Regions from separate parts of the Homo sapiens genome. Here region 2 is linked to region 1. Evidence: chromatin contacts called from ENCODE Hi-C or POLR2A ChIA-PET data. All regions are on one chromosome and are shown on one strand. Each heading gives the region's core, a stretch centred on a gene start or an enhancer-like site at or near the end of the contact. The rest is flanking DNA. Distances are from core to core; before and after follow the strand shown.

Region 1 (5,048 bases), core at 1,044-3,543:
GAGCCCCACCTGCTAACCAATGGCGAGACCACCCAGAAGGAGGGGACCCAGGTGCGGCAGGGACTGCCTGGTGGGAGGGATGGGAGGGAGTGGGGGCTGAGCAGGGTGCTGGCCCTGCATTCCTCATGCTTGCACCAGTACCCCCTTCTCTGTGACCCACATTATTTGAGGGGAAGTCCATCCCACCCTCCCTCCCTGGGCCGGCTCTGCTTTTGTTCCCAAGGCAGGCATCCTTGTTTCCCTGGCAACCACTGATGGAATCATTGGTTGCTGGGGAAACGGGCTCAGGCCTGATAGGTCAGCCCCAGTCCTGCTGGGTGGGGCCAAGTGACCTGATGCTTTCCCCTGCAGGCCAGTGAGGGGTACTTCAGTCAATCACAGGAGGAGGAGTTTGCCCAATCGGAAGAGCTCTGTGCCAAGGCTCCGCCTCCTGTGTTCTACAACAAGCCTCCAGGTAGTACTGGGCTGGATGATGGGGAGGAATTTGGGTGCGGGGGCTGGATTTGAGTGTGGGTAGCCACCCCACCACTACCCACCGCTCACAGAGGCTGGGGACACAAGCGGTCTGCTAGGTCCCTAACTCCTCTCCCTTTCTAACGCCACAGAGATCGACATCACATGCTGGGATGCAGACCCAGTTCCAGAAGAGGAGGAGGGCTTCGAGGGTGGTGATTAGCGGTGGCGCCAGCCCTAGGCTACCCTTGCCAAGGCCGCCCACCTGCATCAGCCTCTGGCCAGACGGCCCGCCGTGCCTGCATTCGCAGCAGCTCCGCCTGGCACCCACTCCGGATTCCGGCCCTGGCTGGGGACTTGGCCGCTTCCCTACCCACAGGGCCTGACTTTTACAGCTTTTCTCTTTTTTTAAAAAGTTGATAGGAGACTTGTACAGTTGACTGGCTTTCCTCTCGTTGGTAGTTGAGACGCTGTTGCAAATTCCACCCCTCCTTCCCTGGTCCAGATTGTAGCTCTTAGTCCTCCCTGCTCAGCTGGCCGGGTTGGAGGCCTCACCCTGCTTGGGGCCTGGCGTGGGGGGAGCTCTGGTGGGAAAATGTCCCCCACCTCTTTTCCTAGTTTTATGTTTCTTGGGAAAATATCACTTTGTATTCTCTGTCCAGGGCTTCAGATATTTTGCACGAATTTTAAAACATGGCAATAAATGGCTCGTGGGCTCTGGCTCCCTGGGACCCCCTCCCCGCCCTTCTTTTGACCCCTTCCTGTCTGGCCCAAAGGAAGTAGCAGGCCCAGCTGGGGCCCCTCGGCTACCCCCCGTCTCCTGCCGGGCAGGTCCCAGGTTGGAGGCCCTAGGCGCGGTTCAGGTCAGGGCTATGGATGGGGCCCAGGGGCTTTGGTGGCCCCTCCCCAACTCCTTCCTCTTTGCTTGGGTTCCTTTTTCACGTTTAGTAACTGTTTTTTTTTTTTTTTTTTTTTTTTTTTTGGAAAGCACAAACTTCTGTAACGGGTCGTGCTCATGTCTGTTAATAAAGAAATCCAGATCCCTTCGGGCTGCCGCCTGCCCTGACCCAGGTTCCCAACTCCTCCCACCTCCGAGGCCGCAGCACCTCCTTGCCACCAGGGGGCGTCCTCACCCTAATTCCAAGGCCCGCCAGGCGGGGGCGGGGTGGGGGGGCGGTGCTAGGGGCTAAGGCTCCCAGGGGAAGCCGCTTGGCACCTACAACCACCGGAGAAGGGTTGGTCTTAGACTTAGTGCTGTACCCTTAGGTTCTGTTGTGGCGGAAACGCACGTTGAGGGTCCTTCCCGCCAAGGCCCCGGCTTGTCTGGTCACACAGAACCCTGGGCGAAAGCAGCCGGTGCACCCTCCGCTTGTACCAAACCAGATCACACACCTTTATTATCCTCAAAATGTAACAAACGGGATAAGAAATCCCTCCCTCCCCCCGCCCCTCCCCGCAGTCCAGGGAAGCATTTAAAAAGCCCCGCAGTCAGGCCAGGAGTCCGCCGGTGGGGCCCGGGGCGCCGGGCGCCCCTCTATACGGCTGTAGTCCTCCCGAACAAGGGGATGGAGACCGGCAGACGCCAAGCTCCGTGCTCCAGGGGCTCGCGGCTGCTGAGCTCTGAGTCGGTCCAGCTGGGGAAGACCCGGCGGCCACGGTCGGCCTGCAGGCAGAGGGCTGGGCAGGGCGGCGCGGGCCGAGGGGCGCTGGGCAGGTGCAGCGCCGAGGTGTAGCCCCGGTCCAGGAAGAGCGGCTTGTAGCTGGGAGGCGGCTGCTCCTGCTTCTCCGCGCTGTCGCGGCGACTCAGGAAGGGCGTGACGATCTTGCGGTAGAGGCCGCGCGTGTCCGTGAGCACCTCGCTATAGGGCGGCGGCGGCTCTGCCATCAGCACCGCCTCTTCGTAACACGGTGGTTTGGACATGTCCGATTCCGCTGCGGAGTGGGAGGCGGTCGGAGGAGGTGAGGCCGCCGGTTCCCAGCCTCTCGCAGAGGCCCCGGCCAGGGGCCGCCCGCGCCCCAGCCCTAGCCCGAACCCGAGCCCGCCGCCGCCCGTGTTCTCCCGGAGGCTGCGGATGGAAGCCCTGAGGGTAAGCAGCGAGCCCTCCAACGCCCGCCCACTTCCGGCGGCCCGGATCGCCCCCTGGCGGAGGTCGGTACTCACCTTGGCGCGGGTAGCTCCAGGGCCGTGGCGGCACCGACAGGTGCGTAGGCGGCGGGTGCGGGAGCGCGTGGTGGTGCGGGTGTGGGTGCGCGTGCGCGTGCGGCTGCGCGGGCCCGTGGTGCAGCAGCGGGTGCACGTGCACGTGCGGATGCGAGTGCGCGTGAGCCGGCGCCTCCAGGCGGCTACGGTGTGGTGGTGGCTGCGGCGGCGCCAGGCCCGGGGGGCTCCCGGCCAGACTGCCCTCGAGTTCGAGGGGCTCCAGCTCTAGGGCGCGCAGGTTCTGCTCGCGCAGTCGCTCCTCCTGGCGCCGTTTGAGGCGGCGGCGCAGGAAGCTGCAGAAGCAGCAGAGCAGGACGATGAGACCCCAGATGAGCCAGAAGCCGGCGAAGCACGTGAGGAACGTGTAGGTGCCCTGGGACATCACCATGGCGGCGGCACGGGCGGCGGGTCCTCAGACGCTTCACTGGACACTGGGCTCCGCTGCGTGGCCCCGGGCCCGCGCCACACTCTCAGGTGCCGCCAGCGTCACTCGGGGACCCGCGGCCGGGGGCTGCCCGTGGCAGGTCTCAAGTCGTGCGCGCGCCGGCGGGGGACAGCAGCGGCGCCCGCTCCTTCCCATGGCGCCGGCGGGCGCGCGGGCGTGCCTCACCCGGGGCCGCGCGGGACCTGTAGGGCAGACACGGGGCGCAGTGAAGGCGCGCCGCGGCCCCCAACGACTTCCCGGCCCCCGCCCGCGCCCTGCGCAGTCCGGGGAAAGCCTCCTCCGTGGGAACCTCGCGCTCCCCGGGGGCCCGGTGACGTCACCGAGGAGGGTGACGTCACGCCTCGAGGTTTCCCCGGTAGGGTTTCCCCGATCTGAGCCCCGGCCGCCGCCGCGGAGCCCGGGCGCCGAGGGGAGCCGAGGCGGGCCAGCAGGGGGCGCGCGAAGGACGGACTCCAGCTCTGAGTCCGAACGAGAGATTCGCCATCCGCAGTCCCGGGGCCAAAGGGTTTCAGGAGCCTGTGCGCACCAGGTCCCTGAAGAGGCGTCTCGGCGCCGTTGCTGTGCGGCGGGGAAAGGGTGGTACATCTCCTAGAGCCCCACAGACAGCCACCCGACGCCCTGTACAGACGCCTGGCAGCCCCTGGCTGCCCAAAGCCCGGAACAACTGGCTCCGCACCGCGCCCTCCGGGTCTCCCGCCGCTCCCGTAGGGGGGCTCAGGCGGGTGGCTCCGACTGGTAATGCGTGCCACCGGCCCTGCCTTTGTCTGAGCCTAGCGCGCCGCGCCGGGCGTGGGCCACACTCTCTTCCTTTCCTCCAGGCGCCCTGCCTGCTCCAACTCCGCTTCCCCGCCTCCTGCCCTTGCACAGCCCCACTTGGCTCTGCCTCTGTCTTCAGGCCGCCGTCTCCCTTTCCCTCTCGCGGAGGGGAGGAAAACTAGATGAGGGTTGGAAGCTAGTCTTTCGTACCCACCTGGTCCTGCACTCACTCCAGATGGGCATCTCTAGTTCCGCTTCCTCCTCTCCACAGCTGCGGGTGAGAGGGGGAACCTTGCACCCTAAGAGGGAGGTAGGAGGGAGCCCTGACTCTGAGAGTGAAGGGTGGCAGGTGACTGCTCACCGCCCCCACAGAACAGAACTGAGCCTTTCCTGAATGCCTTATACACACAGGTTTGAACGAAAGCCTTTGGGGTAACTGGAATGATTCCTATTTTACAGACGAGGAGTTGGGGGAACAACTGGCTGTGTAGATGGCAGGTGGTAGCACCATAATTTGAACCCAGGCCTGGCCACAAAACTCTAGCCTGAGTGGGGTGGGGGGTAGCGCTGCCTGGGCTACTTTGTGGGCCTCTTCCAGGAGCCCCACGGACCCTACCCTCCGCGTGCCCGAGGCACACACACACTGCTTCGAGAGCCACAGGGAGCCTGAGCCCCAGGCTGGGGGGAAGCCAGGCCATGGCCACCCCACACTTCTCCCCAGATGGCTCCTGTCTGACTCCATGGCTGCCTTCAGCCACGTGCCACTTGGTGCCCTTGCCAGTCCCCTTCTCCTGGGCCTGCGTTCCAGAACAGACAATGGCAGGAACCATAGCTCTGCCCGCCCCCTCGACAACCCTGCCATGAGGCTGCCATGGTGACGCAGCCCAGATAAAAACACGATGCTGCCAGTCACTGGGAGTTAATTACATCTGTTATTCTTTTCCTGAGCCATCAGGAATGCTCTGAGGAAACTGGCACTAACTAGAGGTCCCCCGGTCTGCCAGGCAGGAACAGCTCTGGGTCAGAAAAGGTAACTCTGGGGCTGGAGGTGATGGGGTTTAGCTGAATTAGAAATATCTTTCAAGGACCACGCAGAATCCTCTCTTCAACACCACCTTGTCTGTGGTGGTTGTGCCCATTTGATAGACAGGGAGATAGGCTCAGAGAGGGGAATGACTTGCCCCAGGTCACACA
Region 2 (5,106 bases), core at 1,904-4,403, 61 kb before region 1:
TTCCCTCCGTGTGCCCCACCTACCCGTCCAAGACCCTCTGTGCTCCCCACCATCCTGGACCAACCAAAAGCTGAACGGATGCCACACTGTGCTGGGGCCCCTTGACCTCAGCAGAGCCGCTTCCTGGTGCTACGCAGCCTCCACACTCAGAGCCCGTGGACTGGGCTGGCCTAAGGGCCAGGGCTGATGGTACTGCTGGCCCAACACTGCTCTCTTTGTGTTTGGTTTTTTTGTTTTTGTTTTTATTTTGTTTTTTTCCAATTCTTTACTTTTGATACTGTGAAGATCTTTCGTGCCGAAAGATAAAGCAACATTTGGACACAGAGTTGGCATGTTGGTGATTTGTGGGTCTGGGCGGGGAGGGAGTTGAGGGTGTGCTCAGAAGCATGGGCTCTCCCTTAGTCACTAACCCTAGCATGCACCATGCATCAGCAGTTTGGTGCTATTGTCCCATTTTACAGGTGAGGAAACTAAAGCCGATAGGAAAGTGACTCAGCTCAACTTAGTCTGGCTGATTAGCATTGAGCGCAGACTGGTATGATTATGGCATCTGTGCCCTTTTCTCCTTTTGGGAGGTCTCTGGTATGTGAGCCTGGGGCAGCCCCTTCCCCACTCTTTCCTGTTTCCCTCTTTGCAAGATGGGTGAGTTGGAGGGGTTGAAGATGGTCTCTGTGCATCTGGATGTGAGAAGAGGTCTAGGAAAGACCCTGAGGCCTTCATGGATCTGTAGCCTGGGCCATCGAGGCCCCTCACACTGACTTCACAGTCAGGGGAAGTTGGGGGTAAATTGAGTTTTTTATAAATTAGATCTGATTTTCCAGTGGGGGTGGGACATGTAGCTGAGGGCTTGAGAGTTAAGAGGATAATGAACTCTTCTGTAAAGTCAAGCAAACTACCTCATCCCCCGAAATGGATCTGGTTTGTAAATTTGGATTTTAATACAATGAGTTTTCCCAAAATGCCCCTGACACACTTGTGTCCAAACTCCATGCCCCAAATTTAGTTTTCGCTCCTAAAACCAACTCGAGGTTATGTGGGGAGCTAACAGGGTCACTAAGAGCCATGTATTTGGGTGTTGTGAGCAGGACCAGAAACCATGTCCTCCATCCCTCCCAGGTTGAGACCCACCATGGGACTGGCAGTAAGCACCAGCTTATTTTTTTTATAGAGATGGGGTCTTGCTATGTTGTCCAAGCTGGTCTTGAACTCCTGGCTTCAAGCGATCCTCCTGCCTTGGCCTCCCAGAGAGCTGGGATTACAGGAATGAGCCACTGTGCCCAGCCTAAGCTTTCTTTACTAAAGAAGACTTCATGAATTCCTGTGTATCCTTCACATCCCAGCTAAGAGGCCATTGTACTGTGAAAACTATGACACTTCGAAAAGCGGTACCTTGTCTTAGGATCTTTCTCTTTAAGACCAGTTATCTGTCTATATTTCTAGTCTCAATCTACATAAGCTCCTCGCACACCAGGTATGTGTCTTGATTATCATCTGCTTGAGCGCAGTGCCAGCGCCCAGCACACACTCTTGAAGGCAAGAAAGCACAGAGCTGACCAAGTCATTCCTTAGAAGTCTCTAATAAAGTTGAAACCACTTACTCTGACAGTCACAGCAGGCATGCTCTGGTCGCAATCTCCTTTTCTGGCCTTAGGTCTGGCTTCCCCATCCCACCCTTGCCGCAATGCTGTTGCCTAGTGAATCTGTGTACTTGCACATCGCCAGACCTGTATTCCTGCAGCGCCCTGGCCCAGGACGCCTCTCCTCTCCCGGCCTGAGATTGCCATGTATTTGGGTGTTGTGAGCAGGACCAGAAACCATGTCCTCCTCCATCCCTCCCAGGTTGAGACCCACCATGGGACTGGCAGTAAGCACCAGCTTATTTTTTTTATAGAGATGGGGTCTTGCTATGTTGTCCAAGCTGGTCTTGAACTCCTGGCTTCAAGCGATCCTCCTGCCTTGGCCTCCCAGAGAGCTGGGATTACAGGAATGAGCCACTGTGCCCAGCCTAAGCTTTCTTTACTAAAGAAGACTTCATGAATTCCTGTGTATCCTTCACATCCCAGCTAAGAGGCCATTGTACTGTGAAAACTATGACACTTCGAAAAGCGGTACCTTGTCTTAGGATCTTTCTCTTTAAGACCAGTTATCTGTCTATATTTCTAGTCTCAATCTACATAAGCTCCTCGCACACCAGGTATGTGTCTTGATTATCATCTGCTTGAGCGCAGTGCCAGCGCCCAGCACACACTCTTGAAGGCAAGAAAGCACAGAGCTGACCAAGTCATTCCTTAGAAGTCTCTAATAAAGTTGAAACCACTTACTCTGACAGTCACAGCAGGCATGCTCTGGTCGCAATCTCCTTTTCTGGCCTTAGGTCTGGCTTCCCCATCCCACCCTTGCCGCAATGCTGTTGCCTGGTGAATCTGTGTACTTGCACATCGCCAGACCTGTATTCCTGCAGCGCCCTGGCCCAGGACGCCTCTCCTCTCCCGGCCTGAGATTGCCACGCTTCCCTGGAAGCGCCCCCCAGGCAGCTCTGTTAGAGCATTTACAGTAATAACCGTTTACATTTATACAGGGCCTCCCACTTCAAAACCACTGCCATCCGTATCTGATGCGTGCCCCACCAGTGAACGTATGTGTCACACAGGCGCAGTCAGGGAGGCAGGGTGTGTCGAGCGGTTTATCCCGCAACCCCGGCGTCCCCGGCAGGGATGAAAGCGCAGGGCCCACGCGAACTCGGCCCGCAGCTCCCGGCCCTAGAGGACGCACTGTCCGCCGGCAGGGGCGTGCCCAAGACGCCATGCTCTGGGAGAGGTTGGGCACCTGGCAGGCCGCCCCGACTCCGGATCAGCTGTCTCCGCTGCGTACGTCTTCCTCTTCCAATGGGCTTGGATTGAGCCTTCTAGCGCATATTCCAAGTCCTCCAATGTCCCACAATGCCTTGCAGCCGGTTTCGCCCTCGGTCCTGGCAACTGTCGCGTAACCACCCATGAAAGCGTCCATGCCTCGCCGTGCGATAGTATCTCCGGAACAAATTTGTCCCTCTGCGCGATCCGGAACTCCGAGGTCGTTCCTACGCGCCGTCGTTCGCCTCTTCACATCGGATTGGGTCTCACGCAAGGATGAGGCGGGGTTTCGCCGTGGCGCGCATGCGTGCAGCAAAGAATGGAGGAGTCGGAACCCGAACGGAAGGTAGGAGAGAGGCGAGACCCCGCGCGTGTGGGAGCGGGCGTGAAGAGGGGAGCAGGCCGTGCCTGACTGGCGTGTGCTTGCAGCGGGCTCGCACCGACGAGGTGCCTGCCGGAGGAAGCCGCTCCGAGGCGGAAGATGAGGACGACGAGGACTACGTGCCCTATGTGCCGTTACGGCAGCGCCGGCAGCTACTGGTGAGGGGCACGCGTCCGGGGAGGGATGGGGCCGTGACCGCGGGGTCGCAGGGGGCGGGCGTGGCCTCGGCCTCCGTGGGGAGGAGGGCAGTCTGAGGAGTGAGCTTCAGTACACCAGGGCGCGGCCCCCAGACAAACGAGGGACCGACGGCTTGATCTGAGGGGTAGGGCAGCTTTGCGCCTCGGGCACAGGATCCTCGCCCCAAAGCCAGGATCCTGACGCTGACCTTGTGGACTCCATGCCCATCCTATCTGTGGATCCCGGGTGGAACCTCAGCTCCAGAAGCTGCTGCAGCGAAGACGCAAGGGAGCTGCGGAGGAAGAGCAGCAGGACAGCGGTAGTGAACCCCGGGGAGATGAGGACGACATCCCGCTAGGCCCTCAGTCCAACGTCAGCCTCCTGGATCAGCACCAGCACCTTAAAGAGAAGGCTGAAGGTGGGCTGGGCAGCACTGCCTGGGCGAGAAAGAAGAAGCTGAGCCTGGTACACCGTTTTGGTATCTGTCTGACATCTTCCACTTCTTTTCTCAGCGCGCAAAGAGTCTGCCAAGGAGAAGCAGCTGAAGGAAGAAGAGAAGATCCTGGAGAGTGTTGCCGAGGGCCGAGGTATGGTTGTAGCCAGGATAGTGAGAAGGTGGACTGAGTCTTCTCCTCCCAGCCCCAGGCATGTTATATCTCAAGGGATCTGGCTTCTCAGAAGCAGGAGCCAGCCCTGAGCCATGTCTCTCTCTTCAGCATTGATGTCAGTGAAGGAGATGGCTAAGGGCATTACGTATGATGACCCCATCAAAACCAGGTATGTCTGTACAGTCTGCAGTTGCCCTTGCTTAGGATGGTACATGCAGGGATGCTCCCAGGCCAGCTATTCCCAGGGCTCTCTTGATCCCTGTTACCCATCCACAGCTGGACTCCACCCCGTTATGTTCTGAGCATGTCTGAAGAGCGACATGAGCGCGTGCGGAAGAAATACCACATCCTGGTGGAGGGAGACGGTATCCCACCACCCATCAAGAGCTTCAAGGAAATGAAGTTTCCTGCAGGTAGTCAGGGGCTGGAGAGAGATACCACACTTTTATAATCAAATGCCTGTGAGGTTATGTCCTGGCTCCCACTGAGCTCAGCCACATCTGCATTGGATCCAGTCACTGGGGCTGGAGGGATTTGAGGAGGAGTTTCTTTAGGTTCCTTGTTGCCTCAGCTGTACGTGTTCATTGTTCTCTGCTGTTACAAAGCTTCAGGAGGAAAGTGCCATTGGGCATAGACACTGGGTACAAATCCTGGCTGCACCTAGCCTGTGGGCCTTGGACAAGTCTCTTTTTTTCTTTTTTTTTTTCCACTCTCTCTCTCTCTCTCTGAGCCTCAGTTTCATCATCTGCAACTTGTAGGGGTAGTGCCAGTTTTACAGGCTTTGGGGCTCTGAGAAAGTACCTGTGAGTCATGAAGACGATGTCGGTTGGTTTTCATAGCCATCCTGAGAGGCCTGAAGAAGAAAGGCATTCACCACCCAACACCCATTCAGATCCAGGGCATCCCCACCATGTGAGTGTGGACTGTGGACCTGGGGTCCTTGAGGAGGGCTGGAACAGGGAGGAGCAATGGCTAGGTGTCCTTCATCTTCTGTTGAAATTGGCCCTCGGGTCATCCTCTCCCAACAGTCTATCTGGCCGTGACATGATAGGCATCGCTTTCACGGGTTCAGGCAAGACACTGGTGTTCA

What was found. Hi-C counts contacts between places; a loop is a spot of excess contacts on that map. ChIA-PET counts read pairs that join two places held with the same protein, here RNA polymerase II (POLR2A). Pooled maps may share reads with other maps.
Region 2: a loop to region 1 is called in a map of naive thymus-derived CD4-positive, alpha-beta T cell, with 2.3 times the contacts of the local background. The contact joins the promoter of DDX41 here to the enhancer-like site in region 1. A Hi-C loop is called at or near these places in 34 of 168 maps with a recorded cell type or tissue (B cell, CD4-positive, alpha-beta T cell, CD8-positive, alpha-beta T cell and 20 more), 25 of 37 single-sample maps with no recorded cell type and 34 of 50 pooled maps. POLR2A ChIA-PET finds 5 or more read pairs at or near these places in 21 of 52 experiments (B cell, CD4-positive, alpha-beta T cell, CD4-positive, alpha-beta memory T cell and 16 more).

Annotation. Positions count from the first base shown.
Region 1 is chr5:177,453,061-177,458,108 of GRCh38, reverse strand. It overlaps PRR7 (proline rich 7, synaptic), which reads right to left. Exons shown (of 4, transcript NM_030567.5): 2 at 4,069-4,153; 3 at 2,615-3,280; 4 at 1,823-2,385. The coding sequence starts at 3,041. The coding sequence ends at 1,988. It overlaps DBN1 (drebrin 1), which reads left to right. Exons shown (of 15, transcript NM_001363541.2): 13 at 1-51; 14 at 352-454; 15 at 606-1,499. The coding sequence ends at 676. Among named protein-coding and RNA genes, the nearest start is that of PRR7-AS1, 7.6 kb to the right of the region's middle. RefSeq lists enhancers at 242-942, 2,507-2,801, 3,049-3,749 and silencers at 1,495-1,694, 2,065-2,204, 2,295-2,844, 3,354-3,585, 3,035-3,644 and 1 more. Within about 2 kb of position 2,293, at least 39 of the 41 ENCODE cell types and tissues checked have a DNase peak (open chromatin) inside an H3K27ac peak, as active enhancers do; they include B cell, CD4-positive, alpha-beta T cell, CD8-positive, alpha-beta T cell and 12 more, where a contact is called at or near this core.
Region 2 is chr5:177,515,008-177,520,113 of GRCh38, reverse strand. DDX41 (DEAD-box helicase 41) reads left to right here and starts at 3,153. Exons shown (of 17, transcript NM_016222.4): 1 at 3,153-3,195; 2 at 3,279-3,389; 3 at 3,667-3,826; 4 at 3,921-3,995; 5 at 4,125-4,185; 6 at 4,293-4,429; 7 at 4,856-4,928; 8 at 5,045-5,106. The coding sequence starts at 3,169. FAM193B (family with sequence similarity 193 member B) reads left to right here. Exons shown (of 9, transcript NM_001190946.3): 9 at 1-325. RefSeq lists enhancers at 2,789-3,058, 3,087-3,911.